Regions from separate parts of the Mus musculus genome. Here regions 1 and 3 are each linked to region 2. Evidence: chromatin loops called from intact Hi-C (ENCODE). Cell type or tissue: left cerebral cortex. All regions are shown on one strand. Links, peaks and the distances in the headings refer to the core of each region. The heading gives the core; the rest is flanking DNA. Region 1 overlaps Cetn3 (centrin 3). Region 2 has its middle 64 kb from the start of Gm41008. Region 3 holds the start of Gm32836 (a long non-coding RNA gene).

The links. Hi-C counts contacts between places; a loop is a spot of excess contacts. Peaks named below come from ENCODE experiments on the same cell type or tissue, not always from the same donor. Only the 100,000 strongest peaks of a DNase experiment are listed, where the experiment ranks them.
Region 1: it touches region 2 in a loop (4-fold over the local background); 9 of 42 quality-filtered maps call a loop at or near these places.
Region 3: it touches region 2 in a loop (5-fold over the local background); 3 of 42 quality-filtered maps call a loop at or near these places.

Annotation. Positions count from the first base shown.
Region 1 is chr13:81,784,383-81,794,963 of GRCm38, reverse strand. It overlaps Cetn3 (centrin 3), which reads right to left. Exons shown (of 5, transcript NM_007684.4): 2 at 10,188-10,323; 3 at 8,007-8,121; 4 at 2,817-3,008. Among named protein-coding and RNA genes, the nearest start is that of Cetn3, 6.4 kb to the right of the region's middle. In left cerebral cortex, for the core only: a CTCF peak has its summit at 8,153; DNase peaks (open chromatin) are centred at 6,390, 6,939, 7,610, 8,080 and 5 more places; H3K4me3 peaks cover 441 bases; H3K27ac peaks cover 3,186 bases.
Region 2 is chr13:81,930,105-81,940,685 of GRCm38, reverse strand. No RefSeq gene overlaps it. Among named protein-coding and RNA genes, the nearest start is that of Gm41008, 64 kb to the right of the region's middle. In left cerebral cortex, for the core only: no CTCF peak of the experiment used is centred there; DNase peaks (open chromatin) are centred at 1,180, 3,469 and 5,342.
Region 3 is chr13:81,819,476-81,830,056 of GRCm38, reverse strand. Gm32836 (a long non-coding RNA gene) reads left to right here and starts at 2,839. Exons shown (of 3, transcript XR_382684.2): 1 at 2,839-2,875; 2 at 3,371-3,476; 3 at 3,891-4,690. In left cerebral cortex, for the core only: a CTCF peak has its summit at 7,121 (motif pointing left); DNase peaks (open chromatin) are centred at 1,482, 4,379, 4,937 and 5,178; H3K27ac peaks cover 4,280 bases.

The sequences.
Region 1 (10,581 bases), core at 812-8,811, 150 kb after region 2:
TTTAGAAAGAAGGGAAGGCAAGGTGGGGAATGCCATCCCAGACACAGGAAGAGGAAACACACCTAGAAAGGTAAACCGTGAGCTAAGGCCAGTGAGAAGTCTAAGTCAAAGCAGGCCGACTTCCATCAGCTCCTGCTCAGTCTGAAACATTTACAAGGTCCTCTGAGAGACACGGAAGAGACAGGACACAAAGCAACTCATGAACCTGAGAAATGAAGAGTTGTGACCTCTTCGGTTAAATACCACATCTAAAGAGCTTATGAGAATACGACCTGTTTGTCTCCCAACTAAGAATTCAAATAGATAAGAATCCTAAGCCAGTGTGGAGCTTCATCTAAAAACACAATTGAAGCAATCTACACTGAGGCTTCTAGGCCAAACCAGAAAGTATTATTTTCTTAGGAAAGCAATAAAAGGAGCTTCAAAGTGATTTGGTTATAAATCATTTAATACTGTAACAGAGCTATGACTAAAAACTAAGTACTTTAGTTTTATTCAAGATTTTGCTTTTTTTAAAATATAAAATTTCAATAATCAAACTTCAAATTCAGCTTCAAAAAGTTGTAGAAGTCACAAATAGCTGTTTTATGTTATTTATATATACTTTAACATATGATAGTATTACAAAAATATTTTAATCTATTTCATGATTTAATATCCAAAAGCATAACAGTTAAGTCTAAAACAGTAAAGAACAAAGGAACTAAAGGAACCAAACTAGCCACTTGACTACTAGGGAGGTGACAAGAAAGCCAGGCTTTCTAACTTCACCAACCATCTTTCTGACAACAGCATAACACCTGGCTTAAAGATAAGTATCTGAGTGGCCAAGAAGATGGCTCAGCCAAAAAGCATTCACCACATAAGCCTGGTGACCAGAATTCAACCCCCAGGACCCAGATAAAAACCTGAGAGATAGTGCAGTGCACTTCTGTGATCTCAGCACTCCTACAGAGAGAAGGGAGAATCTTAGCAGGCATGCTAGCCAGAAGTATGCAACCCGGAAACAGAAACAGGAAGTCACTCCCTCAACAAGGAAGAAGGTGAGAAATGACTCTCAAACACACACAGACACAAACACAGACAGACAGACACACACACACACACACACACAATCTATATAAAGTTTGAGTACCTGAGAAGCTACATGGCTTCAAAAGAAAAATAAAAAAACAAAGTTTAGCATCAGAAGTACTAGTCAATAAATTAATACACTGCTTCCCATCGCAGTTAACATCTTACTGTAGTATCTCAAACAATACAGAATGCCCTTTTCACTGTGGAGAACTGAGTCTGAGCTCTGCTGCTATCATGGACTAGCTCTGTGATAATCTACTATACACGCATCTCTCTTATGTGCATACAGCTACAGTACTCTATCCACTTTACAGAAGCTATTATGAAAATTGAGTAACATAAAAGATTCCAACCATCATTATCATTATTTAAAAAGTGGTCTGCTATAGCTTCTTAAATGTTACTTTCATTTTTATAAAAGCACATAGTGTACTTTGTTTTATATTATTTATATTTATTTTGAGAGACTGTGGTATTAATCTTCTTTATCTTCAGATATACCTACATATTTATGTCTATTTTGTAGTATACATTATTTGCCTTCATATCCACATTTGCAGTCTTTATTTCATTAAACCCATAATATTGAAAAAATAGTTATTCTTAAAAATTGGATACCATTAAACATTTATAAAAGCAAATGAATTACTAAATGTCACAAAATGGCAAAAAAATATTTTTATCTTCATCAGTTTAAAATATAAAAAAAAAAGTACAAAACTTGGTTTGCAACCAAGAGGATCCATATTAAACATACTAAAATATGAAGGTAGTTTGCTCTTCTAAATGTCATGAGCCCTTAATGGCACCCTCATCAGCTGCCATACACCACTAAGGAGGCTTTTGAGAAAAAGATGGTGTTTCCAAAGTTCTCGCTGGAGAAAGTGAGAAGCACTTCAACAGACAAGTGGGCTCTCTGCTCCCTAAGAGAAGAAAGCAGCAAAGCCACCGTCATCAGGATATAGATGTTCAGTACATAACAGTTAAAGCAAGAATGAAGAATGCAGCATAAATAGACCTCAGTACTAAGTGTGTGCTTTACTCTGCAGGTAGTGAAGATTCACTCTTCAGTGTCTGAGCACAGAAATGACGACACTACAACCCACATTTAGGAAAAGAATATTATCGACAGAATGAAAAGGAGATGAAGGCTAATAAGCCCAGAGGGCAATGGGAAGGCTGTGAGAGACACCAGCATATATTTGCCGGACAGGTGGTACACAACGCTGCACCTCACAGGCAGCCTGGGAAAGAACATTGTGACATTTTAAATATAACTCAGGAACTGAAACAGAGCAGCAGAGAAAACAAACAAACAAACAAACAAAAATAGATTAAAAGTGGTTAAAAGAAAAATCTACAAATTTAGTAATAGTTCAGAAGTGTAAACAGGTTAAGGAAGAAAGCACTGAGATCTAAACTTTTAGTGAAGAGCTACATATTAGTAATATTTCTTCTTCAGAGAAGTCTGTATGATACTTCGTATTTTAGCTCATTAAGTTGTCTTAAGGGTCTGCTTCAATACAAATGAAGCTTACAGAGTGTGGCATCCAACTGGACTCTCATCTATTCAGGAGGCTAAGACAAAGGATCTTAAGTACCAGGTCAAACTTGAAATCACTTTAAAGTATCATGAGTTTGTCTTCAAAAATAAAAGGGAAAGGAAAAGTGGGGGTGGGGAGAACTTGCTGGGAGTCACAAAAATCAACAGATTTTAGACAAAAGTAAGGTAAACTTACTCTCTCCATCGCCGTCTTTGTCAAACTCCTCTATCATGGCCCGGAGCTCCTCATCGCTCATGTTCTCACCCAGCTCTCTGGCAACACGCCGTAAATTCCTCAAGCTTATCTTTCCTGAATCGTCATCGTCAAATAGTTTAAATGCTTTCAGTATCTCCTCATGTGGATCTCTCTCTAGTATCCAGTCTGTCACTAGAGTTAAAAGAAACTTTTCAAGTGAGGACATTCATGTAAAAATCAGCTATTCACTGAGAGCAACACCTGGGAGTCTGTCAACATTTAGTCTAATAATTAAATGTCACGGTAGATCACTAAAACTCAAAAATAAAACCTGAATTCCAAATCCAAATTTTAAATGTTAAACTTTTAATGTCTGTACTATAAATGTAAGCTAAATTATATTGTACAAAGGCCAAAAAAGGGACAACATATACACACTATTTATTTAAAGCCTACTATTGTTAAGAATTAAACTGAGGATGAGAGATGGCTCAGCAGTTAGGACCACTTGTTCTTGCAGAGGATCTGAGTTCAATTCCCAGCAAGCACTTGGCAAATCACGACAGTCTATAACTCCAGTCCAGGGGCCCAATGCCCTCTTCTGACCTAGGCCCTTCACACAGTGCAATGTAAACACACAGGAGCAACGCACTCATTCTAAGTATATGTAAGTATAAAATAATTAAGTCCACAAAAACATTACTCCACCTCTCTCAGGTCACTAAGTTTAAGTGAACAATTTGCCCTGGCCATGTTAAAGCTGTTAAACAGTTTAATACCCCAATTCTTCCTCTAGTTGAATTCAACTAAGCCTGTGAAATTAACAGAAGTCATTGCCAACACCAATATAAGCATAAGACAAGTTAGTAAATGCAAATTCTATCAGCACTTTCATGATTCAAAAAAATTACATTGATTTCAGCTACTGTGAAGATGGGCTAAACCTCTCTGGAAGCAGGTCTAAAGCAGGGCCATTTTACTCTTTTAGAATAAAGCCATATATCAATATACTAAGCTTATATATTTTAATAGCATAGGCCTTTAATAAAGTCATAATAAAAACTGATGTCTATAGTATAAAATTTTATGTTGCTTGGTAGAATTCTCAAAATATCTATTTCTGAAGTAACTCCATATGCTGTTCTGCTACTATAAGAAAAAGCACTTATCATTCTATCATTAACAGTGAACTGCTGGGATCTATAGATTCATTTGAAATTTTCAAATGTCTGTAGATGGAAAGTACTGGGATGTTTATTGAATCCTAAGTAAAAAAATACAATCTAAGTCCTCTTCAAGTTGTTGTCTGTCTATTGTTATTTCATCTGTATTTGGCTGAATAAGCACCTAGTCAAAGCTAATGTTACATCAACTACACATATATCCAAAATTATCTCTCGCCATTAATTTTATCCAAAAAAAGATTTCCAAAAACCTAATTGAAGACTATTACTATAAGTATGCAAATCAAAGCTCATAAATATTCAGTAACAAGAATTGGCATACCTACAGCCATAACACCAAAATAAAATACCACAGTTAACTCTATGGCACACACTCAACGTATTTTGAATTCAGTCCCAACAAAAAAGCAGGACAAGAAAAAAAAACTGTTATGAAATTTTCTTCATGGATTAAGTAACATACATGACAGGTAAAGCAGAAAGGCACCCTGCTGAAAAGACTAATGTGCTTAAAGCCACAACAGACAGGAGGCCAACAAGTACGCACACTATCTCACCTGCACGCGCTATCAGTACTTCAGACAGATTGGTCTATAAAACGCCCAGCGATACTCTGACAGAATGCACTTCTCTTAGGACTCATGACCCTGAGCAACTAAAGCATCACCCAACATGAAGTGTGTTATGGTGACGCTCGTCTACATCGTCACCTTTCATTTCTGCTCTACAAGTACAACTTCTCTGTAAGACATCTTTTTTCCAATGAAAACAAACCAGGCATGGTAGCCCACACCTGTAAAAAAAACAGGAGGATTTAAAGCAATTAACACACACACATAGCTAAGATATCACCTGGTTCAAAAGTTCCAAATTTCTGTGCATGCAACTACTTTCTGTTGTGTTGATTTTTACATTGTAATGACATAAAGCAACTAAAACCAATTACAAAGGTATACAATTTGACTACACTGTTGGAAATTTCAGTCCATCAAAAGTATTAGATCTTACAAAAATCACATAAGGAAACAAAATTCTGAAAAGACAAATCAAAATCATAAAAGATAAAGTTAGAGAGCTGGGGAGATTGCTCAGTGGTTAGAACACTGGCTGCTCTTCCAGAGTTCAATTCTCAGCAAGCACATGGTGGCTCACAACCATCTTTAAAGGGATCTATAAAGGAATCGGACACCCTCTTCAGGTATGTAGGTATACATACACACAACAAAGCACTCTTACATTTTTAAAAAAAAAAAGTACAGAAAGAAAGAAAGAGAGAGAGAGAAGTTAGTTCCTATCCAAACATTTAATACTTACTTCAAACTCAAAAATATTGGACTTTCAAGTCCTTCTATGGGCTTCACAGCCTCTTAGACCTCCACTGAAGGAAAGGTAGCTGCATTACTGACTCTGAAACAGTGGCATTACCCTCAACCCCATAAATGTCCCTTAATTATCCAAGTATTGGACACTAGAGTTCTGAAGACACTATCTTACTTTACTCTCAAATAGAGTCTCTTTCTTTTCACCCTAACAATCTTGATCATAAAGTCTAGAACTTTCTGCCTCCAAAATCGCTTCAGCTCATCTTTGACCTTCTCATCAATTACTGTTGTAAAATACAAACTCCCATTCCTTAAACTCCGCTGACTGAAGTCCCATCTTCCTTCACTACGTAAGACCATCCATCAGTCTGACTCAAGGCTGCCGTCCCAGTGCTCTGACCCTCCTCTAACAGAGGGGACTGCATGAGATCAAGCTTCTCATCGTGCTGAGCATGTAGTACCATGCCGCTTTGTCACTTCTATGCTAGACTGCATCTACTCTACTCCTACAATCTTCTTGGACATCTTCTATCCCTAAAGATTTAAGTTAAAAAAAAAAATTCCCTTTGCAAAAACTTAAATTTTCCTGGGTGAAGGCTTGACAAAGATTTCCTATAAAAGGCCTGATAGGAAACATTTTAGGTTTTCAGGGTCCTAAGCTCACAGTCTAAACTGCTATGCTATTTGGTAGCAGAGAAGCAGCGTCCACAAATGTGGGACGCACAGAGAGCACAGTTCGGTTCAGTCCCGGGGCTACAGGTAACAACTCTGACCCAAGACAGCAATCTCTCTCACACAGAATCAAAATGTCCTGTTACTACACTTACATCCTAAGGCCCTCACCACAATTTCTTGGTAATCTTAACTACCATTCATCCCGCCAAATGCAAAAATTTCAGTGCTGGATAAATACTCAAAATGAAAACACTGTAACATTTTATTTTAGATAGGATTTTAAAATGTAAGAAATACAAGCCAAGAACAGATGAGGTGAAAATCTCTCACTTCTATTGACCTTCCTTTAAGAGCAGAGATTCCGGAAGCACCTGCTCCTCCTTGGCCTCAGCCGAGTGACGGATGGACGCTAGGTAGCCTGCACTGAATGCACTTTAAGGCTGTTTTCTCATCATGGGGAGAGCCCAATAAGCCAGGCACATCTGCAGATATCTGTGGGACAGTGTCCTTAGGCAACAACAAATGGTCCATAAAGCTAAGGTTTAGGTGATATGAAACTCTGTTCTGAAGTAGTAAAATATAAAAATCTGCAATACTTAGAATAGTACTTATGAAAAAATGTTTTACAAAACTCTGAATAATAATGCTTAAAATAGCCTTCAAAAGTTAAAGACAGAAAATAAAACAATGAGATTATAGAATAGAATGTTTTAATGTCCCAACAATACAAATGCATTCTGCATCAAAGGAAGCACTATTTTCTCTGCCTGGCACAAACTCTTGGAGTGTTTTGCTTGGAGACAGGGTCTCATTGGCCCTGTCTGGCCTGGGGTTCCTCATGCAGACCAGGTGGACTTCAAACTTCCAGAGCCTGGGTTACTTCTTTGTGCTGAGTGCTGGGACTACTCTTAATCCCAACACCAGCATTTAGTAGCTCTTACTATCCAGTACAGTGCTTAACATTTCACATGCTCATCACCCACATACCTCCCAGAAACCACATTACACTGGTCCCCATTTCATCGATGAAAACGAGTCACAGACAAGTAAACTAACCAAGTTACAGAGTCAGAACCCAGATCTGAAGCCTGGAATCTGGTTCCAAGGTAGCCTGTGCTAACTTCACTGTGGTGCTCTTATGAGTTTCCTAAGGGGGGGGATCTGCCTTCTCATTCCATTTCTTTTCTTTCCTGTATTATGTCTTTAATATTTAAATAAAGGTTTTGTATATACATATAATTGTATTAGTTTTAATTTTTTAATATATGAAAATAACTACATGCTTAGATTATGACCCCTAAAATGGTATCATTGGTCAGTAACTTAACAAAATAATTCATATAATGTCTATATAACACTGTAAGCAATATAATTAAGTTACAGTAGCCAATTCCTAGCCTTCCAGAATCTTCTATTGAAAAATCTTTAACTGTATACACCCTGAGTAACTCATCCTGAGTAACTCATTAAGATCACTATCCAAGATCCAACTACAGTAAGCTGCCACCATCTTCAGGTGGCATTTCCTAAGTGCTCCTATTTCTACCCTGCCAAAGACATCCCTCACAACAGTGTCGTTGCTGTTGTCTCAACTTTACAGCACAGCACTGTCCCTGAGATTAAGGTTAGTGAGTACAGAGCCTAACAAGCTGTCAACTTAACAAGATGGACTTCATGTCCCCATCTCCCACCAAGACACCATGTCCTACTTCCTTCTTCTCTCCACTGTACTAACAAAAGTCACAGCGCACAGCAGTCTTCACTAATAATCTTAAACATCAGGATACTAAATCTTCTATTTTACTGGCAAGAAATAATTTTTGGTTACCCTTTAGTGATTAATTTTAATAAACCATAAAATCTAGACAACAATTCCTCGTTCAAGAAATCATCAAAAGCCAACACTAATTCTCACAGTATAGCTAGAAATATGTTTTTTCTTTTGAAAACATACAAAAATCTCGTAATTTTCCAACAAGTACTGGGTATAAAGGCGACTAAGTACATACCAACTTCATTAAAATCTTCAAATGTGATCTTGCCAGTGGCTTCTCTGTCATAATCTTTAAGAATCTTCAACACATCAGCCTTTTTCACATCAAAGCCCAAGGCTCTCATTGCCACCTTTTGGATTAAAAAGGAAAAACAAATTGTAAAGCACTACTTACAAAAGAAGTCATCAGTGATTTCTAAGGAAGTTTTCCATCTTAAAAGACAACAGCAGATTACTAAAGCACAATTATTCTGTATTTTTACCTCTAACTTAAGACTATGAAACATCCTGGTTTTTCACTTTGAAAATAAATAGAAATTATTTTCATTGGCATTTTGCTGTTTTATATGACCAACTAATTAAAAAGAATTTACAAAAAATATATAAAACGATGCACTAAATACAAAGATAACTATTTGTTACCAAGGGAATAAAGACATATCACAACTATTAAAAGGCTAGACAAAAGCATAAAAGCAGGGAAAAAAAGCAGAAAAATTTCAGGCCTCCATGGTTGACACAGTGGAATTTTATAATCTTATCACTCAGGAGACTGAGACAGGATTGTCATAAGTTTGAGACTAGTATAGGATACACATTAAGATCCTTTCTCAACAAACAAGCAAGCAATCGGCTTTCCCACCAGAGCATACATAATTAGCTACTATGGTACAATTAGTTTCAGATGACTGAGTTTAAACAGAAAACTGCTACTAGTACCAGGAAAGGAGAGCTGTGTCACTAGTTAGTGAAGTCTTTATGTCAGACATCCCTTACTAAACAGGGGAAGAGCTGGTGGAAAGGATGGGAGACAAAACCTGGGACTGAGGGCTGTGAGCAGAGCTGCCACCTTCTCCAGGCAGGGAGGCTCTGAGCAGAAGTAATCAGTAACAAGTGGAGGTAGTGGAGACAGCCGCATCAAAGGGCAACAAACGCAGAGGAAGCCAGGAAAGGCTTATGAGCTAACAACATGGTCAAAGAATTCAAGAAAGATAGATATGTAAGGGTAGTGTAAAGACGAATAGAAAAGGAGGAAGCTCGAGCTGTGAAACCAAGTCCCAAACCGAAACAGTCAATGCCAACAAATGGCGAGACACTGTACAGGACGGACTCAGACTGCACGGGAGGGAGCGGCAGCAAGACACAAGTGGGATGGGGAAGGAGCGAACAGAGGGCCTCAATATTGAGGCCCCAGCTTCAGGCCTGTAATACTTTCAGATAGTCTATCCTCTCACCTCAGTTTCTATCTACCCCTACTTGAAATGCTTAAAAATCACCTACAATGTTGCCCAATTTAAAACTACAGTTAACATTTAAGATATCAAATGTTATCTTTCTCACTGGGTTGAACATAAGAAATGTGTTCATAACAAATTTCCCCCTCGATCTTTACTCGTAATTTTAATCCTTAAATTGGGTATTTTCCCTCAGCACATAGCAACATTAGGCATCAGACAATTTATATCCTTTGTAACAGAGACGAGCACACTAAGAGTGTGTTAGTACTATTTTAAAAATTAAAAGCTCAATCTCAGAAATGTCTGAGCAAAGGCAACTATCTCTCCATCTCAAAACTTTTTAGGTTGCACTACAGAGATAGCTCAGTGAGTAAGAGTGCTCCTCGCCCTGCAATCTTGAGGACCAGAGTTCAAATCCCCAGCACTCATGTAAAAAGACAGGCCTGGCTGCAGGTGCCAGTGACAGAGGTGTGTTGATTGGAGTGACCCCAGAGTTCACTCTCTAGCCAACCTAGTTCAGAAGTACTGAACTTCCAATTCAATGAGACAGTCTGTCTCAAGGCAACAGTGTTGGAAGGCACACAAGGCCGTACTCTACACTGCACATGATACACATGGAATGTACAGGTCTGCACAAGCAACAAGCATAGGCCACAAACATCGTGTTTTAAAAAGCTGAGCTATATACCATCCCACAGAGGAAAACAGCAGTGGGAAGAGCATGCTAAGGACTCTCCCTTTAACTGGGTGAATGGAGAAGTTACACTTTCCATCATTACGCACTTAAATACAAGGTTCTACAAGCCATATTCTGTTTGTACTGTTTTCTTGTACCACCTGTGGGTGGGCACTACAAACAGCCTCACAGTTCCGAGACAAGCTTCTAAAATAGACTTTAAAGCAACAGTCACAAATGCAATTGAGTTAAACAAAAATGGGTCTTAAAAGTCCCCTGTTACCTTTAATTCATGATAATCTATGGCTTGGTCTTTGTCGGTATCAAACAGCTCAAAAGCATCTTTAATTTCTTGCTTCTGTTCTTCAGAGAGCTCTCTTCGTTTTTTCCTTTTTGTTTTGTCTACTACAAGCTCACCTCTAGGACACAGAAAAATGTCTTTAGGCCACTTTAACCCATCTTAGGACAAAGATTCATTTTCTAAATTTTAACAAAGCAGAGTAGCCTGGCAAATAAAGGAACTGCCCCTAAATCAATGTCCTGTAGTCAAATGTACTTTTATAAGAGAAATCCTAAACAAAGTCAAAAGCACCGAAAACACCATACATATTATTCATGTCATCTACCAAAAATAAAGAACAAAACAATGTCATCTACCAAAAATAAAGAACAAAACA
Region 2 (10,581 bases), core at 967-8,966:
ATCATTACAGTGCATATCAAAAGATCCAACCTCAACAGATCCTGAAAGAAATACTTCAATGTCCACTATCGATCCTCCAGCACCTCCCATTAATTAGCTCCTGATGGAAAACTCTTTCCTAGCTTCGGGTACTTGCCCTTTCATTTTTCCTCCCATTCTGGGTAAAATAGACCTATTCTGTACCATAGGCCCTGAACTGCTTGCCATTTCTGAATTGTAGCAGGAGCCTTGGTTTTTTATGTGTGCATGAAGCTGCAGTTATCACTATAGAAAGAGTCATGAGTGGCAGACACACATGTCTTACTCAGAATTGAAGCCTGTGAGTAGAAGTCTTCTTTCCAAACAACAGAATACTTTGTCCTTTAAAAAGGCAATTAAGATGGGGCTGGTGAGATGGCTCAGTGGGTAAGAGCACCCGACTGCTTTTCCAAAGGTCCAGAGTTCAAATCCCAGCAACCACATGGTGGCTCACAACCATCTGTAATGAGATCCGACTCCCTCTCCTGGAGTGTCTGAAGACAGCTACAGTGTACTTACATATAATAATAAATAAATCTTTAAAAAAAAAAAGGCAATTAAGCACTATCAAAAACTGTAGCAGGTTACTTGACAAAATATACATTGGTATCAATGGGTAGGCTAGCCTTCTGTGAATACTGAGGCAAAAGAAAATAGTAGCCTATTAATTCAAGTTGGCTGTTCTACAACTGTATTCTTTGTTTATACCTTTTCATTTAAAAATATATGCATGTGCACTATTTTTAGTACTGGGTAAAAATAAAGTGAAGTGTTTTGTGGTTTGTTAAGCAGGTCTATTTTACCTATTTCTAAAACCTCTCTGATATTTCTAAGCAGTTATTTTACACTTAGGCAGTAAAAAAGAGAGAAAGTATTTTTGTCTTGAAGAATCGTTATTAATTAATTAATTAATTAATTAGCGTGAATTCTCTGTGAAATTTCATTTTCTGTATCCACTCATAAAATTGTACAGACAATTGCATTTTGTGTGTGAGTCGATTGGTAAATCTGATTTCAGAAAGAATTAGTAAAATACTTATAAATGATTTCTGGGTTCCTGGCTGCCATTTGTAGCACTGGCTTAGATTTCTAGACTTCTCAGAAACAGCCACGGCAGCAGGTGCTGTGCTACTACCAGAGTGTTCTCATCTGCTTTGTCCTGCCCCGTCCTGCAGGAGGTGGACAACTTCAGTAGAATTTCTGATCCTGTGAGGAGGGATTCCATAGTCTGGTCACCTGAACTGACCCAGTTCTCCACTACTAAGTTTGTAAAGGGCAACATGCCCTGGGAAATTATGGGCTGGAGCATTCTGCATCCATCCGTACCACAAGAAGCACAAAAACAGCTTAGTGAAATTGCTCAGTGTTTCAAATTTAAATAAATACAAGTTATACAGGGGTGGGGTAAGTGGGGGTGGGGATTCTAACTGTTCTTTTCTCCTACAGAATGCTGAATGTCTAAAACATGCTCAATCCTGTTAATACTTGTCAAATATTTCACAGTTCAGCTTTGTTCAGGTTTTTTTTTCTTTCCCTGAGTATGAAAAATCAATTTGGTGGGATTCAGCTTGAAAGCTGGAAGCATTGGAGGGGACCTTAAATAACCCCACCGCACCACGCCTGTAAGCGAACAGCAGAGCCCCAGGACATTGAGCAGACCTCAGGGTTTTGTAGCAAGTCCAGCTTGGAACCAACTCTTCAATGTCTCTTGCTACTGCTCATTCCATTTTTTCTTTCATAATTAAGCAATTGAGACGCACTATACAATGTGATTTTATAATTAAGATAAAGCACCGTGGTCAGGGTTAGGGGAGCAGTCTTTCATGGGTATTTAGTCATTACACTCAAATAGTGTCGTTATCTTTCAATTACAGAGATCAATTTTAGTTCGTTAGCAAAATAAAACGCTTACAGAAAGTTGACACAAACTCTTCAAAACTGCAATCTTCTAAATGTCAGAACTGAGCCACATCTCATAAAAAAAAAAAAAAATGTGACAAAAGTTCTCGAGGTTAAACCACAACTGTGCAAGACTCACTGGCCTGAGTGACCAAGATCTGCTAAAAAGGCGTAATTCAAAGTTCTGTAAAGAAAATCTGTGCCGTTGCCAACTAATAATTGCCATTTCTCATTACACGAGTTTTGTCGCTTTTCCAAGAAAGAGTTGGGTCTTTGAATATTGTGGCACAAATAACGCAGTCTGCGTGTATAAACTTATCCTTAGGTGAGGCTGTTACTCAGGAAAGGAAGAGTATGTGAAGGGTTAGACTTACAGAGGGATTACCATCGATGGACACAATCAGGCAGCCAAACAATGCAGTTAAAAGCAGTGGGGCCAGAGTTCCCTGGCCCTCCAGACCAAGTGCAGCTAAATGAAGCCACCGGGAAAGATCTTATTAAGCCTTGGATGATGCTAACATTCTCTTAATGAAACTCTGTTAATACATCTTGTTATTATCAGGAAGTTATTACTCCATAACACATTTAACTCTTGAGAGGTTAACATTACAGTTTCTAAAATTACATAAATATAGCAAGATAACTTTTAGAGTTATAAGTTAACAATACGGCCTATAACTTTTCAACATATTCTTATAGATATTTAAATTATTTATTGTCATTAAATCAGAGCACCTCAGTGAAGCCTATTTTGATTGTAATTGTACTTTTTCTAAAGAGGACAGAGGGTCTTTTTATACAGGATATGGTCCTACGGATGTCACAACCCGTGATGCTCAGGTATAAATTAGGTTTGGAAAAGGTAGAGTTTTACTGATTAATTAAATATGTAATACGCTTAATTAAGTATGTAAACTAGGACAGATGGCTGGCATTAAATTGTGATATAAACCCTTCTCAGTATAATAATTTAAATATATAATCAATCTTCTTTGTGACTACGTTTCCTCTAGGACATAATTCTTGGAGTTATCAATTGTTAAACATTCAGAAAGCTTGCCTTGGTAAATAGTTTGCTGCTACAAACGAGAACCACTAGATCTGCATTGTGTTAGATGAAGGGTGGTTGTAGTCGGAAAGCATGGACAAGACATAAAGCAGGAAGCAGGCCGTGGAGTAAATAGGAACTGTGAGTGTAGTTAACATTAAGGGAGTCTAGGGAAGAAGCCAAAGAACAGACGCTGAGGCTTGTAATGAACAAAAGATCCCTAAAACATGCTGATGTCAATCCTGTTCCAGAGAGCCAACTCCTAACTCTGAAGTGTGGAGGCCCCATTGGAAGGGAAGAAGAGGCTGACAGGTAATTGCGGGGGGGTCACCACTAAGCAGACACTGAGGAAACTTCAAGGAATGCTTTGGGTGCCATTTAAAAGACAAGGCACTGTGGAATACCAGGAACTAGCTAGGCCTGCTTCTGTTGTCTGGGCTGGCAGGGGAAGCCGCAGCCAAACAGCAGAGGAACTAACTAATGAGAAACAAGCTAACAGCAGCTAGGGCTGAAACTGACACACAGCCTTTTGTGGGGAGGGCTGGAGAGGAGCTTCCTTGAGTCTGCAGAATTCCCTCCAACTCCTGGACAGTCACAGAAGCTGCTCAGAGACCCGGTACACAACATTGTTCTTACCAAGCTAGTGCTTGCTATCTTGAGCCAGTTCTAATTTAACCCAGTAAGGAAAGAACTAGTGACAGCCTTGCAGGCCAGCCAGGGGACTGGTCATCCCAGCTACATAAATACGGCATTGATTTGATGATGCTTCTGTTAAAAAAAATAATAATAAAAATACTACACAGGAAGGTGACTGCTACGTGTGCAGGCAAAGCCCCACTGTTTTGTGTCTCTTACTTGAAGACTTTGTCAGGTGGTTTGTGGTGTTTACCACAAAGGCTTTTTACCTCAGAAAGTTAGTATTGTTCATTTTTGTGATACAATGCTTGATTCCATAAATGAATCCATGTTATGAGGGATGCTGATGGTCAGATGATCCTGAAAACTGCTATTCCATCTTGAACATCTTCAGCAGCATCCTTTTTACTTCATAATGCTTCCCAGCACTGCCTGGCACACTTCCCCTACGTTCATCTCATAAAGAAAGCAAAACAAAGGGAAATTTTAGAGATATTCATGATCTCTTTGTTTCACTTAAAGATAAAGAAAAATTACAACTTTTGGTTTTAAAAAAAAAACACTAAATGACTAGGAATAAGGTTTTGCATCAATAAAATCTTTGAGAGGAAAAATAACAGGGCATTCAGAACAACTTCAACATTCTGTCTAAGGGCAAGGGGCCAGAAAAGGTATCTTCTTTTTCAAGTTAGTCTAATTTCCAATTTCTCACATGCCACATGTATGCATTCACATTAAATGGCAAACATTAAAAATAACTCATCTCAGTTGATCATCACCCCAATTCAAACTCAAATCTGCTCCTAGCAGAAAATCCTCATTGCCAGTTATAGTTCATTTTTCTAATCTAGTCTTCCTATATCTACAAAGATAAATGGAAGGACACATATATAATTAGTGGATCAGAATACCAGAACATAGTATTATTATAATTTGTTTGCTTTTCCATGAAAAAATAAAGTATATCTTTTCATTCTAGGATGGCATAATTTAATTATTCTGAGCAAAAACAAAACATTGTTCAGAATTATTGGCCCATAGCTCTAGCCCTGAATTTTGGTTTTGAAACAGCATGTTGTGAGAAGCCTCTCTTGCCCAAGGAACAAAGTCTGCTTTCATAGTCTTTTCATGTCCCACCAACAGACAGAACACAGCTGGCTTCAGGCTCATCTGAAAGAAAAACCACAACATATTCACACTCAGACTCCATTATAAATGTGTAGCTGATGAACCTCAAAGCAAGTGGAGTGCACACACACCACTGGAAAGGTTGAATCCTGTACTATTCTTGCAGGGACTTATGGAAAGAGGATGTCAATATTTAACATTTATTGTTTCCTGTATTTTTGCAAGTGAATTTGTGTTGTAGTTGTGTAGGTTGGTTGATGGAGGTTTAGTCCATGGAAACTTCAGATAAATGGTCGCTCTGGGACCCACAATCTTTACCTTTTTTTCTCCAAATATTTGGGGGCTGCTCAATATGGTGGTTTGATTTGAAGTGAAAAGGTTTAAAGAGATGGTTGGAAAGGCTAGTGGATGGCAGTGTGTAGCAATCTTGTTTTCTTTACATAATGTAACACACTAATAGACGACATTTTCCTTTGCTTTCTGCTGTTAACTTTGAAAATAAGCAAGTTACTGTCCAAATCAGAGCCAAAAACACCACAGGATTTCTGGCTGTGAAGGGACACTTCATGCACAAGTGTGGGGAAGGGAAAAGCTGATAAACAGCCAGTTGGGAAGTGTGAAGAGATTATTTTTATTTCATAGTGTTTTCAGTGTATAGTAGCTCAGATGTTCAAAAATGCATCACCCTGCCTGCAACTTTACAATTCCTACAGTAGATGCAATCCAGTGTAGTAGAACCCGAAATGCTTACAATGGTGGCACCCGCCATCTCTCTCATCCCCTTGTTCATGGTTCTTTGATTCTAATCTAATTAGGTTAAAATACAGTGTCAATGAATTCCAGCTTAGATACATTGGTTCTTAATGAAGGAGTCCGTGACATGTAGTCCCTAAAAAAGTAAAACTGATGCTGAGCCTCTGCTGCTGGTCTCGCTTCCTGGTTAATTTTTTTTTTCTTCCCCAGTCAAAAGAGACTGGCAGGGTTATGTTTCCCTTGCTGTCCATTCATTCTCCTTCCTACAATGAACACCAAAGTATTATGTTCAGACCTTGAGCTTTACAATGATAGTGTTTGAACAAAACTAAGAGGAAAAGCTAAACAAGCCCCAATCTACATTCCAGTGTTGATTCTGTTATTTAAAAAGCAATGCTGAGACAAATGCACTCCCACATTCTAACGCATATCAGATCAGATCCCTAGAACAATGAAATGTGAGGACCTGCACATTCTGAGCTGCAACCTTCGCACAAGGATCCCCGTGTATAGTTCCCAGCATGCTGCAGGACCCTGACCTCACCAGCCCTTCTCATTCAGTCAGTCTTCCTCTCTTTGTCATTGCATTTAATTATTTTATTAATTAGCATACTGGTTTCATTATTAGTTATTGGCTGTGATGGTTTCAAAACACAGAAAGCTTTGAAAGCTAATAAAGAAAAATTACAGTAGTCTTGATTTAAAAGGTATGTTACTTGTGAACTTAAAGCAGAAGTAAATATTCTTACAAAATGAATCTAACAATAGTGGAAAAATATTAGAAATACTCAAAATTCTCTTTGTGAAGAACAGTAAGTTTCTTCTGATGTTCTAGAATGAAGGAGTGCAGAAATATAATCAAGTGAGCTTTGGATAATCATGATAACAGATTATACTTATTATTCTAATATTTCTGTATCCAGCACTACTAACTCTCCCCCTCCCCCCCATAAAACCACTTTAAGTTCATCAAAGAAAGGCTCACAGATGATGTCAAAGCATTCAAGTCTATAGAATGTGAACATACTTCAGAAAGTCACAGAGACATTTTATAATGCTGGAAAACAATTTTAAGCATCTTCTACACATGGATAACAATTGCTCGGATAACTCCTACAGGTATTCCATGTTTGTTCACTGCTTGACAAGCAAGAAAACCCATCTTATTTCTTGGACCCTCCATTGAAAAGAAATCAAACAAATTACAGAATTCCCAGTTTAAATTTAGATATTACTCAACCCTCTTTAAGCGTCTCAAGTTATATTGGTAAAACATTTGGGTATCATAGACTCCTGTCTCTTCACTTTCCAAGGATATGCAGCTCTTCTGTTTCTAGATAAATTCATGGAAAAATAACACAATTTTAGAAAGGAGGAATAGTGAGGTGGGGCACACCTTTATTCCCAGCACTCAGGAAGCAGAAGCTGGCAGATCTCTGAGTTTGAGGCCAGTCTGGTCTACAGAACAAGTTCCAGAATAGCCAACATTACACAGAGAATCCCTGTCTTGAAAAAATATGAATAGTTTCTAATGAAAGAAAGAATTATACCAAAATCACATTTTCATTTAATGTAGCTTAATTAAAACAAAATTATTATTCCCCCTTACATTCTTCCTCCCAACCCCTTCTGCTTCCTCCCAACTCTCAAATTGATGATATCTTCTTCTTTATTATTGTTTATTATTTGAATCAACAGATTCACTGGTAAGGTAAGGGGCTGGAAATCAGTCTGTCTTCCAGAATCTGCTTAGTTTAGAGACAAATAGTCACGTATCCCCCAGCCACATGCTAGAGTAACAGCTGTTGAGGAAATGGTTCCATATGTAGACAGACGTCCCCATTCTTGACCTTCATGACCTGCCTGAGAACACCATTATTACTAGCCTACTTGGAAACTAATTCCATGCTTCCTTAAAAAAATATTGTAAGATCATCATATAGACACAAATGATCTTGTAAAAAATTGTTTTATCAGTTAGAGGTGGAACTCTGAGTCTACTTTCCCCTCTCTGTGCTGGGATTCTGTCTGGTTTGAACTTGTGCAGGTTCAAGGTGCACTGTGCCAGTCTCTCTGAGTCCCCTGCATATCAGCCCTCTTCTGTGTGAATGATGTTGCTTCCTGGGAGTCATTCATCGCATCTGCCTCTTAAGTCTTTCCAGTTCCATATTCTCTTCCATATAGATCCCTGTGCCTTGAGGAGTGAGGGATGATTAAAAATATCCCACTTAGGGCCGAGTGCTCCAAAGTCTCTCATTCTCTGAACATTGTCCAGTCGTGTGTCTCTGTGTTATCCCCTGTCTACTGGGAAAACTCTCTCTGAGGTTAAGTTAGTATTATTCTGTGGGTACATCAGTATGTCATTAGGAATCATTGTATTAATTTTACGTATATGAATGCTTTGTTTGTGTCTGTGCAACATATATGAGCCTGGTGCCTTTAGAGGTCAGAGGGAAGAACAAATTCCCTTGGGCTGGAGCTGTGGATTCCTGTGAACCACTATGCGTGTGTGAGAAGTCAAACCAGCACCTTCTGCAACAGCAACTGGCCCTTCTCTCCGCCCATGGACCAACAATTTTACTTCTAGATATATGCCTCCCAAAAGTAAAAACCGATTCAAAGGACTCACACACAAACATTCATAACTACTATACTCAAAAGTGCCAAAAGACGGAAACAAAAAAAGATGTTCATCAGCAGACTCAGCAGCAGCACGTGGACAGGGAAGATGTAATGGCATATTATTCACCCATGAAACACCAAGGAGTGTGGTATGCAATGTGGATGCATCCCGAAAACAGTACACTGAGGAACAGTCATGTATCCATAGCCACACTGTATATGCATTCTTTAGGACAGAATAGGCAAATCTACAAAGGCTACTTGGCTGTACTCAGTAGCTGCATAGTATGATATACAGCTGATGGTTTTCCACTGCTTTAAGAATGTGTCCTGTACCTGTGTTGAAGCTGATGGTTTCTCAGTGTTATGGAGTCACTAAAAGCCACTGGATATGATTAAAATGGTGAGAATTTTGTTCAATCACAACAAAACAAAAGAAAATGAAAAAGAAAGAAAGAAAGAAGAAAGAAAGAGAGAGAGAGAGAGAGAGAGAGAAAGAGAGAGAGAGAAAGAGAGAGAGAGAAAGAGAAAGAGAGAGGGGGAGAGGGAGGGAGGAAGGGGAAGGGAAAGGGAAAAGGAAAGGGAAGGGGAAAGGGGAAAGGGAAAGGGAAAGGGAAAGGGAAAGGGAAAGGGAAAGGGAAAGGGAAAGGGAAAGGGAAAGAAAAGAAAAGAAAAGAAAAGAAAAAGAAAAAGAAAAAGAAAAAGAAAAAGAAAAAGAAAAAGAAAAAGAAAAAAAGAAAAGAAAAAGAAATTCTCATTCTAACCTAAAATCTAATGTGGCCCAGAAAGTCTGGCTGAGAGGTACTTAGACACAGCATCAGGTATGTTTGGCAAGCCCCCAAGGGGCATCCTTCCAGACCTGTGAAGTATCTGCAGACAGACCACTGACTCAAGTCTACTGCTTTAAAATACATCCACCTGTTGTGGCCCTAGTCATGAACACACTATGGACATTCGTTGAATAAGGAAGAGGATTTGAGAATATCCTTTCCAAATTTAGGACCTTCCACCTTTTAGCTGTCTAGTCAGTACTTAAAGTGCATTTTACAGAGCAAATACAGAATGGCTTCCTTATAAGGTGATAAATGCATGCCTTTCCAGCAGACTTCTGGTTTGCATCCACCAACCACATGTTATCAGTCCTTTCCTTGTCACTCTCAGAAGTGCCCCAACATGAACCATAGTAGCCCAGTCCCTAGTTCAAAGTGACATTGTCACTCTCCCTTCCTCAGCTGTCTGACTGCATCTTGTCTGTGTGGGCTGCAATCCCACTTCCTAACATGTTTCATGACACGTGTCTTTCTATGTGCACTATACAGGCCCCCGTAGAACCTGTCTGCAGTTTCTCTTTAATCTCTGCTCTTAGTCTCATCCCAAGGTAGAGCTAATCACCAATAAGAAGCAAACTCTTAGAAATAGGTGGTATACTGGGTGGTGTAGAAAAGCAGGCTTTTCTGCAGAATATAATTTTAACCTACTTTGATACAAAAGCTATCTTCAGTTTACTTTAGGTAAATTGTGACATTGCAACACTCGTTAATTTGTGAAGCCAATCGAAGTGAAAGCTTCGTTCACATCTATGTTCGGCAATGAGTGCTACTAGAGAACTTCATAGCTGGCTCCTGTATACAAGAACTTCATTCTGAGGTAGCAGATAGGATAGCAGTCATCCGATCTTTTTACACTATGCACAGTCTCAGACCTCTGTACGGCATAAATGAAAGAAAAAACTAAGATGGATGAAATGGGGTGAGAGTTTTCCAAACTAGATTGCCACTGAATACACACAAAATCAGCACATTCCTCTTCAATGGGAATGCACTGCCTGCTTCTTCTAGCTGACTTCTTCCTCCAGCCATATCTCTAAGTATTTAGAAGTATAATGATGACAAGAGTCCATAATTTACCATCAAATAATCCTAAGCAAAGCCTAACAGTCAGTGTTTGAGCTGTGTGCCTTGGTTACAACCAATATTTACACAGACCGTTTTCCCAAAGAGTTTGCAGTGAGATTACCATCCCCACTAGCTCCCTCCCTCTGTCAACCTTCCCTGAAGTAGGTGCTCTTAATCACTTAAGCGGGCACTTGAGTTTATTCAAAGTATAATATCTGTCCAGTCAAAGTATAATATCTGTTTCCTCATGGCTCACCCTGGTGCACGTGTTACAGCGTCCTGATAACAGCTTTACTGTTACCACTATAATCTACAATGAACCAGGTTGTGATTCACTCTTTTTTGGTGGGGATGGGAGGAGTTCCAACAGAGTTTCTCTGTGTATCCCTGGTTACCCTGAAACTCACTTTGTAGATCAGGCTGGCCTGGAACTCAGAGACCCTCCTGAGTGCTGGGACTAAAGGTATATTCATTTACTCTTACTTTCAGGTATTTGTGACATCTTTTCTTAATTGACAACTTGATCCTATCCCCAACAGATCACGTCTAGATTAGTATAGCTTACAGCTGATAGAAACCAAG
Region 3 (10,581 bases), core at 876-8,875, 110 kb after region 2:
GGTATGTACAAGTGCACACAAAAGAACAGAGCAACTCTGAGCAGAAAAGAGAAAGCCACATCATCCCACAGCTCCTACAGGGCTGCAGTCGGAATAAGAAAAGATCTGGTGATAAGTGAGAATTAAGACGCCTCTAGGATGCCAGGCATTGGAAGTGCACGCCTTTAATCCCAGCACTTGGAAGGCAGAGGCAAGCGGGTTTCTGAGTTCGCGGGCAGCCTGGTCTACAGAGTGAGTTCCAGGATAGCCAGGGATACACAGAGAAACCCTGTCTCGGGGGCGGGGAAGGCCTCTAGGCAAGAACTTCCTTGATGCCGCTCTGCCCAGCAATATTGACGGTAAGCTTCAGAAATTGTGATTCCTAAGCTGGAACAAGAGCCAACTTTACTCAAAGAAATCCAAGTCTAGAACCCCTTCAATGTCTTCAGTTTTGGGCGAAATAAAAATATGCAGAGGACAGAGATGAAGGACGGACCAGTGTGGATGCAGTGAAGAGAGAAGCAGGCGCGTGTGCTTAGGTTCGAACAGACATTTTATCCTGAAATCTACCAGACAGGCCTAAAAGCAGAGTAAACACCTCACACAAAAATTAATGAGTTAAAAACATGTGTACTGATGACCACCCAGGTAAGGGCAGGGAAAGCCCATAATGCCCCTGAGACACTGTCAAATAGTCCATCAGTGGGTGTGGTCCTGATCTGTACAGGAAAAGAAAAGATACTGGAAAACAGTGCCTTGATAGTTTCTAAATGTGACAATTTGTTGTTTGCTTGCTTGCTTGCTTGCTTGCTTGCTTGCTTGCTTGCTTGCTTGCTTGCTTGCTTGCTTGTTTGTAATGTCTCCAAAAATAATTTCTCTCTCATGTTGGGTGAGCCTGATCTTTGATCTGGGCAGACTAAAAGCCAAAAATTCCAAGCTGGTAGTGAAAAATTCACATGGCATCTGAACATTTTACCCAGAAAAGAGAAAGGAAAAAAGAACAGATATAACAATTCTTAACTCAGAGAAGTGAATTAAGGCTGAAGTGTCATGTGGTATTTTAACCTTATTCTGAATTTTCTTGTTCTAATCAATCTAAATCAGGCCTTAATGATATTTAAATGTAGCTACTTGTAATTCCCATAATAGGCAAACAAAGGAGAGGTTAAAATAATTCTATTATTTCACAATGATGAAACAGACTGAATATTTCAATTATTCTACTTATTATAGTACACATAGAACAACACTCTGTAATCTGCTTCGATATATATAGGCTCTTTAACCACAGCACAGTGGGACTAATACAGTCACTCTGGTTGAGCTGCACTCGCTGAATCAGTGTTGGAATAAAGTACTTCACAGATTAGCTTAGTCTGCAGCGCTTAAAGGTCAGGATTTATTGTAATGTAAATCACAAAGCAATTTCATCTTGACAGAGATTACATACTGTTACAATATTTCTCGCTGAAGCTGGTGATGCGTTTGCTTTTTCTTTGCAACTGCTGTGCAAATTGGACCGTAGCCCAGAAAAGAAAAAGAGATGGCAGGCTGGTTTGGCTTTTTAGAAACAACTTAATTCTCTCCATTTTTCAAAGTTCCACAAGAGAAGAGAAAAAAAAAAAAAAAACTCTGAAAATATACATAAAATCCTCCACAAATACCTGTAAACCCTCACAGAGCCCGAGCTCTAGTGTACACAGCTACCCGTACGTGGCCGTCCCTCAAATGTTTGCATGTATTTTTAAAAAGGAAGTAATTGCTAATAACATTTCTGACTACTCATACCAAGTATCTTGATATGCTGTGTAAACCATCTCCATTCAAAGCAAACAAATACAAACAATAGGAAGAGACCATGCTTTCCACTGAAGAGACTACAAACACAAAAGAAAGAATCCAGGCTAAACAAAAAAAGGCAAGGGTTAGGGAGGGCAGTGCTGTCTCTACAGCCCAGCCAGGAAGGAAAAGTAGACACCACCCCTTCCTCTTCACATGGAAGAGCCTAGAGCAGTTATCAGGAAGAAATTTGATTTCCAGGATCCTAGACAAACTCAAAGAGTGTGAGGACTTTTTAATCTCCAGATTCTCAGATCCACCTCACCGTGGGGGTTAAGTTGGTCACTCCCTCTACAACAGGAGCTCTATCAGTGGCTGCTCATTCTTGGGACCCACTTCTGCTAGACAGGAGCGCTGCTTGTTTTCTTTCCCATAAGCCGGTTCTTACAATGAAGTTTCTTTCTAAAAGCTCAACCTCGTCTACAGCCATACCACCCTGAACACTCCCAATCTCGTCTAAAAGTTCAGCCTTCCATTGTCCACAGAAATTCATGAGCCAAAAGGACCAGAAGGCACTGGGACAAAAGGACCCAGACTGTCTTCAGTAGCTATTGAGTGTCAAGGAACCAAGCCCAACAAGCCAGGCAGATCTAAAGAGGGCTCAGCACTGCCCCAGACTCTGGGAGTCCATTGTCCCTGTATCACAAACAAACACAGGCACTGCTCACTGCATGGCGCCTTTGTGTAGGCTGAGCTCATTTGATTTGCCTAGAAAAGTTCTAGACCTATCCATTAAGAATCACCAATTACTCTCTCTCTCTCTCTCTCTCTCTCTCTCTCTCTCTCTCTCTCTCTCTCTCTCCCCCTCCCTCCCTCCCTCTCAAAAATATCCTGGTTTAGGCAAGGCCTTGAGTGGAGCGATTGGGAAGGCAACCCAGCCATAAAACCTCCAACAACCTACACTTTGTCCTGCCTTCATGATGTCATGAGAGAGACCAGAGTCCCATCCAGCAATGGGAACAGAACTCAGAAAGCTCTGTGGAGGAGAGAGAAGAGGGATTGGAGGAGCCAGAGGGATCAAGAACATGACTCACAGAATCAACTGACCAGGACTCAAGTAGGCTCATAGAGACCAGGGAACCTGTGCAGCTCTGACTTAGGTCCTCTGTGTATGTTACGGTTATATAGCTCCATGTTCTTGTGGAACTGCTAATGGTGGAAGTAGGGGCTGTCTCTGACTCTTCTTCCTGCCTTTAGGATCCTTTTCCTCCAGCTGGGTTGCCTCATCCAGCTGTGGTTGAGAACATGTGGGTGGTGTTATTGTAGCTTGTTATGTCATATTTGGCTGATGTCTCTGAAAGGCCTGATCTTTTCTGAGGGGAGGTGGAGGGCAAGTGTAAGAATCAGTAGAAAGGGGAGGTTGTGGGGAGAAACTCCCGTCTAAGTATCTGCTCCATGTCATATTTTATGGAAACTTGGGGGGAAATGGGGCTCTTGAAAGGAGAAGGATGATATTAGAGATGGAGAGAGAGTCTGATTTGTTTTGTTGTTTTGCAAGGAAGTCGAACTATGTCACTCACACTAGGCTTCAACTCTCGATCCTCTGTCTCAGCATCCAGGATGCCAGAATTTCATGCAGGAAGCATCCCAGCTGTGGAGAAACATTGAGACCCCATTCTCTTTCACTGAAAATGCTGAGAAATTGAGACAAGAAATGGGTATGTCTGAAAGTTACTGATGCCAGAAAGTTTGGGGGCCCCACATTGAATGTCATATGTTTCCAGAGAAATGGTGGGTTTTTCCCTTTGGGATTTTAGACTCTTTCATATAAGTAGACTCAGCAGGAAGCTCCAGGACAACAGGGCAAACAAGCTTCCAACCCCAGGGGCTGCTGAGAGCTGGTATATGGCAAAGAAAGAGAGTCATGTCTTCTGGGTTAGACTAGCATGCTCAGTGATGGAGGGTCACCAAGATACCGCATGGCAACACACTGCTACACAGCAGAAAGAGGGTAGTTTCAGAGAAGGAGTAAGAAAGCCCAAAGTGCCGAAGAAAACATGTTTAGACTCAGGCCAGCATCTGAAGAAAGAGATAGAAAACCATAACTTTCCTGCTTTCCCTTTCTGATTTAGGACTCAGGCAGGCAGAGTAGAAAGAGCTCAGAGAATCTCCGTAAGCAAGTGACCCAACAACAACATTTCTGAGAAAGTAAGTATATTATCTCATAATGGGATAGTCGTCCCTCCCATCTCTTCAGTACGGGATAGTCGTCCCTCCCATCTCTTCAGTGCAGCTTTAGCTGCATCACCTGCTTGAGCGGTCATCTCTTGGGCAAGTGATTGACAGGCCCAGCACGATTACATCTTTAAAGGAGGAAACAATACTACATAATGTTTCAAACTTTAGAGTATATCAGGATGTCATGTTTACACTAAGACTAGTGGTATTCAGTTCAGCAGGAACCCATCTTCCATGGCCTCTACAGATCCTGCCAAATTCCCCGTCAAGAGTGGAGATCCTGAAATAACTGAAAAGATCTGAAATTTGGAAAGACCTGTGGCAGAGTTACACTATCAAAGTCCAGATGTGCGGTTCCAAAGCTGTTCACCACCAGTCTGGGCTGCTGTCTCAGTCTTGATCTAACCAGAGATGCTCCTTGAGGCGAAGCTAAAACAAGGAATCGGAAACCAGAGTCCTCTCCCAGCGTTCCTGGCCTCCAGCAAGGTCAATTTTGGAACTGCTGCTTTGGGGGTCCCTATCCCAAGTTTTTTTTTTTTTCTATCCTGTCCTCATTATCACCACCCTCCCAGGTCATTAAAGAAAAAAAAAAAAAAAAAGACACATTTTCCACTTTGCCCTATGTTATAAATACCTCTTTGATTGCCAGAATTAGCCAACAGGCCCAGTGAATTAAATCAGTTTTTTTGTTTAACCCTGGAGATATAACCAGACTCTTCATTAAAAACTAAATGCATATCTTGGCCTTGTTTTCAGACGATGAGAAGGGAAGGATGAGAAGACACAGGCAGCGCCCCTGTGCAGCTTGGGAGACAGGAAGAGAAGGGAGGAGGACAGGGAACAAAATAGCCTGCACCCACACACACACACCCGCCTTTCCTCCTGCGCCACCTTGAGTGTTACACCAAACACGTCTGTCTACCCTCCCTGCTCACATGGGGGAGGGCTAAAAGCTTTACATTACACCACTGGTTTACACCCTGAGAAACGTCTTGTGAGCTGCAAAATACACTTCGAAGCAACTTTCTAAAAGGCACATCTATATTTACCAATGTGTTCCACATGATTAAACTGTGAAATTTGTCTCCAGTTTGGCAATACCTTAGAGAGATGTTGTGAGGTTTAGAAAGAAAATGCCTGTGAAATGCCTTACGTTCCAGGGAAGGGAAGCACCATAGACTTCCAAGGTGCTGTTATACTCCCTGAGGCTCCGTTGGTGCAATAGCAAGCAAAAGCTCGTAAGTTATGATGTCACAATGTTGTCACGCAGCATCATCCACAGTGAGACCAAGAAAAAGCTGTTTTTAAAGAGCCTCTTTTCCCTTCTTCTTCAGCTTGTTAAAGCATATGGTCTTCAAAACTAGTTCACAGTGAACTTCATCTCTGCCACTGCTGTAAATGAAGTTTCTTCTCAGGCAGATGTCAGTGCTAAAAGTTTGGTGCTCATAAATACCAAATTTACATAAAATCTATATAGCTTTTTGCAAAAGTCTTTTTGGTTGACGTAGGCTGATTGGCTGGGAATCACGGTTCACTTGCTTCTTTCTGTAGTCATAATAAATCACACTAATTGGAAAAACAATAATTTTTGATTGATCCATGGAGGCCACCCCTAAAGCCCTCTCTGACTTTAATGCCATTTGTTACACTGAAAGAAAGAAATTACAAAGTATACACAAAGAGATTATTGGGTTAGTAAGCTAGGCTGTGGCTTCAAACTATGGGTCACTACTTATTAAAAATACATAACAGAATTCAGTGAGAATTGACTGCATAGATATTTTACTCCCATAAGAACAACTTCTTGATTAAGTAAACCCATTAGCTCTTGCCAAGGTAGAAGCAGCCACCACCTTGACTAGAATTGCTGTCTCAGAAGAGGAGAAGAAATGCAAAGTATTTACATATTGGGAGTCTGGTTGAGGCTAATAAGTAGGTGGGGTCTAGTAGAAAAGAATTTGAAACCAATTTTTAAATAGTAAACAGCTATTTGATGTTGCCTTAATTGGCATAATCTGTGCCAGGCATGGTGGCATAAGCCTATAATTCAAGAACTTGGTGGTAGTAGCAATAGGATCATGACTTCAAGCCCAGCCCGGGACTTAACTGTTGAAGAAAATGTGGTGGAATATAATATTTATGTAACTTGACTTTTGGAAACTTTCTGAAATGAATAATAAAATTACTGACAACTTCTAACTTCCTGGGCAATAATTTTCAGAAATTAAGAGTTTGGAAGGACCAAGTGACACTAGTGAAGCAAGTTAAGGACTCTGTTAATGTAACTGTGAGCTGTGTGGTGGACCCGCTGTCAGCTGCAGCACAGACCCTATTGGGTACTCTTCAGGTGGAACTGGAAACGCACGGTACAGCAGGAGCCTCAGGAAAGGCTGTGTCTCTGGTGGAATGTCACTCAAAGGCACTGCTCTCCTCACCTCATTTTGCGGGCTATCTTGAGGTCACAGTCAATCCCCTGCCCCTCCTTTTACTTAATGTAGCACATCTTTATATGCATGACATTTCCCCTAGTAGGCTACATCTAAAAATGAATTCATTTGTCTATATTTAAGTAGTTAATCAAGAAGATGTATTTCTTCTAAGCAAGAGCTCATGACTTGAGATGAAATAGAAAGGCTGGACAGGTAAGTGTACCGATGTCATGGAAGTGAGAAATTCCTGAAGATAACCTTTAAGGCAGCTTCCAGTGCCTTCTCCCAAACCTTGCCACAACTCCTGAGGACCACCTGGAAATAAAAAGGTCCTTCAGAAAATCTCCTGTTTGTTTTATGAGATTGTTTCTGTCTTTAGTATCCTTTTCTTTTTTTAAAAAACAATATTTTATTAAATACATTCAAGTAAAATCGGCATTTAATGAAGCTTTAAATAGATATATTTATAAAATGTCAGCAGGTGTGGCATCTACACCTTACACCTTTAATCCCTACACTTAAAGGCAAGCAGGTCTCCATGAGTCCCAGCTTGTCCTACATAGGGAATTCTCAGAAGCAACTTGGGATACATAATGAGACCCCATCCAAAAACAAAAAAACAAAAACAAAAACAAAAAGAAAACTGTCTCTTTCCTGTCATTGCCTTATAAATCACACCCCCTTGTGGTAATAAAGGTTTATGACTTAACCCTTCATAGTTATCTGCCAGATAGTTTCTACAAACATTGTGTAGAAATTTCATTAAAAGCTAAGTAAAATAAAGAGGGTGGAAAACATGAAATTTTAAAAGTGCTTGCAGCAAGGAAAAGCAAAAAGGAATAAAATCAGCAAAATTCAAACTGATGTAAGTTAAACAAGTGGCCCTTTGCTTATGATCAGACGATGTTCTGAGACATGCATCATTTGGTGAGTGCTCTCACTGTGTGTGTTACTCATACAACCCTAGCTGCTGCAACAAACTGCAAACCAGGCTGATCTGGAATGTTCATGGCATAGCCTCTTGCTTCTGGAATGATGATGAGAGAACAATATAAACTTCAGTCAGGAACAGAAAAAACCTATGCATGCATTCAATAAACAAAGGAAGAATAGCTGTACGGAGCTGTTGAGTGTATAATACATCAATTTCCCAGGGAAAATGTTAGCAAGTAGGAGAACACTCTAGAACAATTAAAAAAAAGGACAGCAGGGCACACAGTAACTTAGCAAGGATATGCTGGGAGCACATAATGGTTTGCAATGTACTTGTGTACACTGCTAGTGCAGGAGGTTTTATTTTTACACCTGTTGTCACCTGTGAAGAATGCATTGTGCTGTATCCTTTCAGAGCAACTGTAATCTTATGAGAGCACTGTCATATATATGGCCTGCCATTGGTCAATACATCTTCGTGCATTTTGTGAGTGTAAGTTAACTTACATTTGAATTGTTTATAAGATGCTCTTATCACTGAACTCCTCACACTGAAGTACTACAGGCTTTCTACTTTACTGCCCTTGATAAAACAGATCTAATAATTTCTTTTTTTTTATTACGTATTTTCCTCAATTACATTTCCAATGCTATCCCAAAAGTCCCCCACACCCCTCCCACTCCCCTACCCACCCATTCCCATTTTTTGGCCCTGGCGTTCCTCTGTACTGGAGCATATAAAGTTTGCCTGACCAATGGGCCTCTCTTTCCATTGATGGCCGACTAGGTCATCTTTTGATACATATGCAGCTAGAGTCAAGAGCTCCGGGGTACTGGTTAGTTCATGATGTTGCTCCTCTGATAGGGTTGCAGATCTCTTTAGTTCCTTGGATACTTTCTCTAGCTCCTCCATTGGGGGCCCTGTGATCCATCCAATAGTTGACTGTGAGCATCCACTTCTGTGTTTGCTAGGCCCCGGCATAGTCTCACAAGGGACAGCTATATCACGGTCCTTGCAATAAAGGCTTGCTAGTGTATGCCATGGTGTCATCGTTTGGAGGCTAATTATGGGATGGATCCCTGGATATGGCAGTCTCTAGATGGTCCATACTTTTGTCTCAGCTCCAAACTTTGTTTCTGTAACTCCTTCCATGGGTGATTGTTTCAAATTCTAAGAAGAAGCAAAGTGTCCACACTTTGGTCTTCGTTCTTCTTGAGTTTCATGTGTTTTGCATCTTGTACCTTATATCTCGCTATACTAAGTTTCTGGGCTAATATCCACTTATCAGTGAGTACATTTCATTTGAGTTATTTTGTGATTGGGTTACCTCACTCAGGATGATGCCCTCCAGGTCCATCCATTTGCCTAGGAATTTCGAAAATTCATTCTTTTTAATAGCTGAGTAGTACTCCATTGTGTAAATGTACCACATTTTCTGTATCCATTCCTCTGTTGAGGGACATCTGGGTACTTTCCAGCTTCTGGCTATTATAAATAAGGCTGCTATGAACATAGTGGAGCATGTGTCCTTCTTACCGGTTGGGACATCTTCTGGATATATGCCCAGGAGAGGTATTGCGGGATCCTCCGGTAGTACTATGTCCAATTTTCTGAGGAACTGCCAGACTGATTTCCAGAGTGGTTGTACAAGCTTGCAAACCCACCAACAATGGAGGAGTGTTCCTCTTTATTCACATCCTCGCCAGCATCTGCTGTCACCTGAATTTTTGATCTTAGCCATTCTGACTGGTGTGAGATGGAATCTCAGGGTTGTTTTGATTTGCATTTCTCTGATGATTAAGGATGTTGAACATTTTTTCAGGTGTTTCTCAGCCTTTCGGTATTCCTTGGGTGAAAATTCTTTGTTCAGCTCTGAGCCCCATCTTTTAAGGGGGTTATTTGATTTTCTGGAGTCCATCCTCTTGAGTTCTTTATATATATTGGATATTAGTCCCCTATCTGATTTAAGATTGGTAAAGATCCTTTCCCAATCTTTTGGTGGCCTTTTTGTCTTATTGACGGTGTCTTTTGCCTTGCAGAAGCTTTGCAGTTTCATGAGGTCCCATTTGTCAATCCTCGATCTTACAGCACAAGCCATTGCTGTTCTATTCAGGAATTTTTTCCCTGTGCCCATATCATCGAGACTTTTCCCCACTTTCTCCTCTATAAGTTTCAGTGTCTCTGGTTTTATGTGAAGTTCCTTGATCCACTTAGATTTGATCTTAGTACAAGGAGAGAGGTATGGGTCGATTCGCATTCTTCTACACGATAACAACCACTTGTGCCAGCACCATTTGTTGAAAATGCTGTCTTTCTTCCACTGGATGGTTTTAGCTCCCTTGTCGAAGATCAAGTGACCATAGGTGTGTGGGTTCATTTCTGGGTCTTCAATTCTATTCCATTGGTCTACTTGTCTGTCACTATACCAGTACCATGCAGTTTTTATAACATTTGCTCTGTAGTAAAGCTTTAGGTCAGGCATGGTGATTCCACCAGGGGTACTTTTATCCTTGAGAAGAGCTTTTGCTATCCTAGGTTTTTTGTTATTCCAGATGAATTTGCAGATTGCTCTTTCTAATTCGTTGAAGAATTGAGTTGGAATTTTGATGGGGATTGCATTGAATCTGTAGATTGCTTTTGGCAAGATAGCCATTTTTACAATGTTGATCCTGCCAATCCATGAGCATGGGAGATCTTTCCATCTTCTGAGATCTTCTTTAATTTCTTTCTTCAGGGACTTGAAGTTTTTATCATACAGATCTTTGACTTCCTTAGTTAGAGTCACGCCAAGATATTTTATATTATTTGTGACTATTGAGAAGGGTGTTGTTTCCCTAATTTCTTTCTCAGCCTGTTTATTCCTTGTGTAGAGAAAGGCCATTGACTTGTTTGAGTTAATTTTATATCCAGCTACTTCACCGAAGCTGTTTATCAGGTTTAGGAGTTCTCTGGTGGAATTTTTAGGGTCACTTATATATACTATCATATCATCTGCAAAAAGTGATATTTTGACTTCTTCCTTTCCAATTTGTATCCCCTTGATCTCCTTTTGTTGTCGAATTGCTCTGGCTAGGACTTCAAGTATTATTTTGAAGAGGTAGGGAGAAAGTGGGCAGCCTTGTCTAGTCCCTGATTTTAGTGGGATTGCTTCAAGCTTCTCACCATTTACTTTGATGTTGGCTACTGATTTGCTGTAGATTGCTTTTATCATGTTTAGGTATG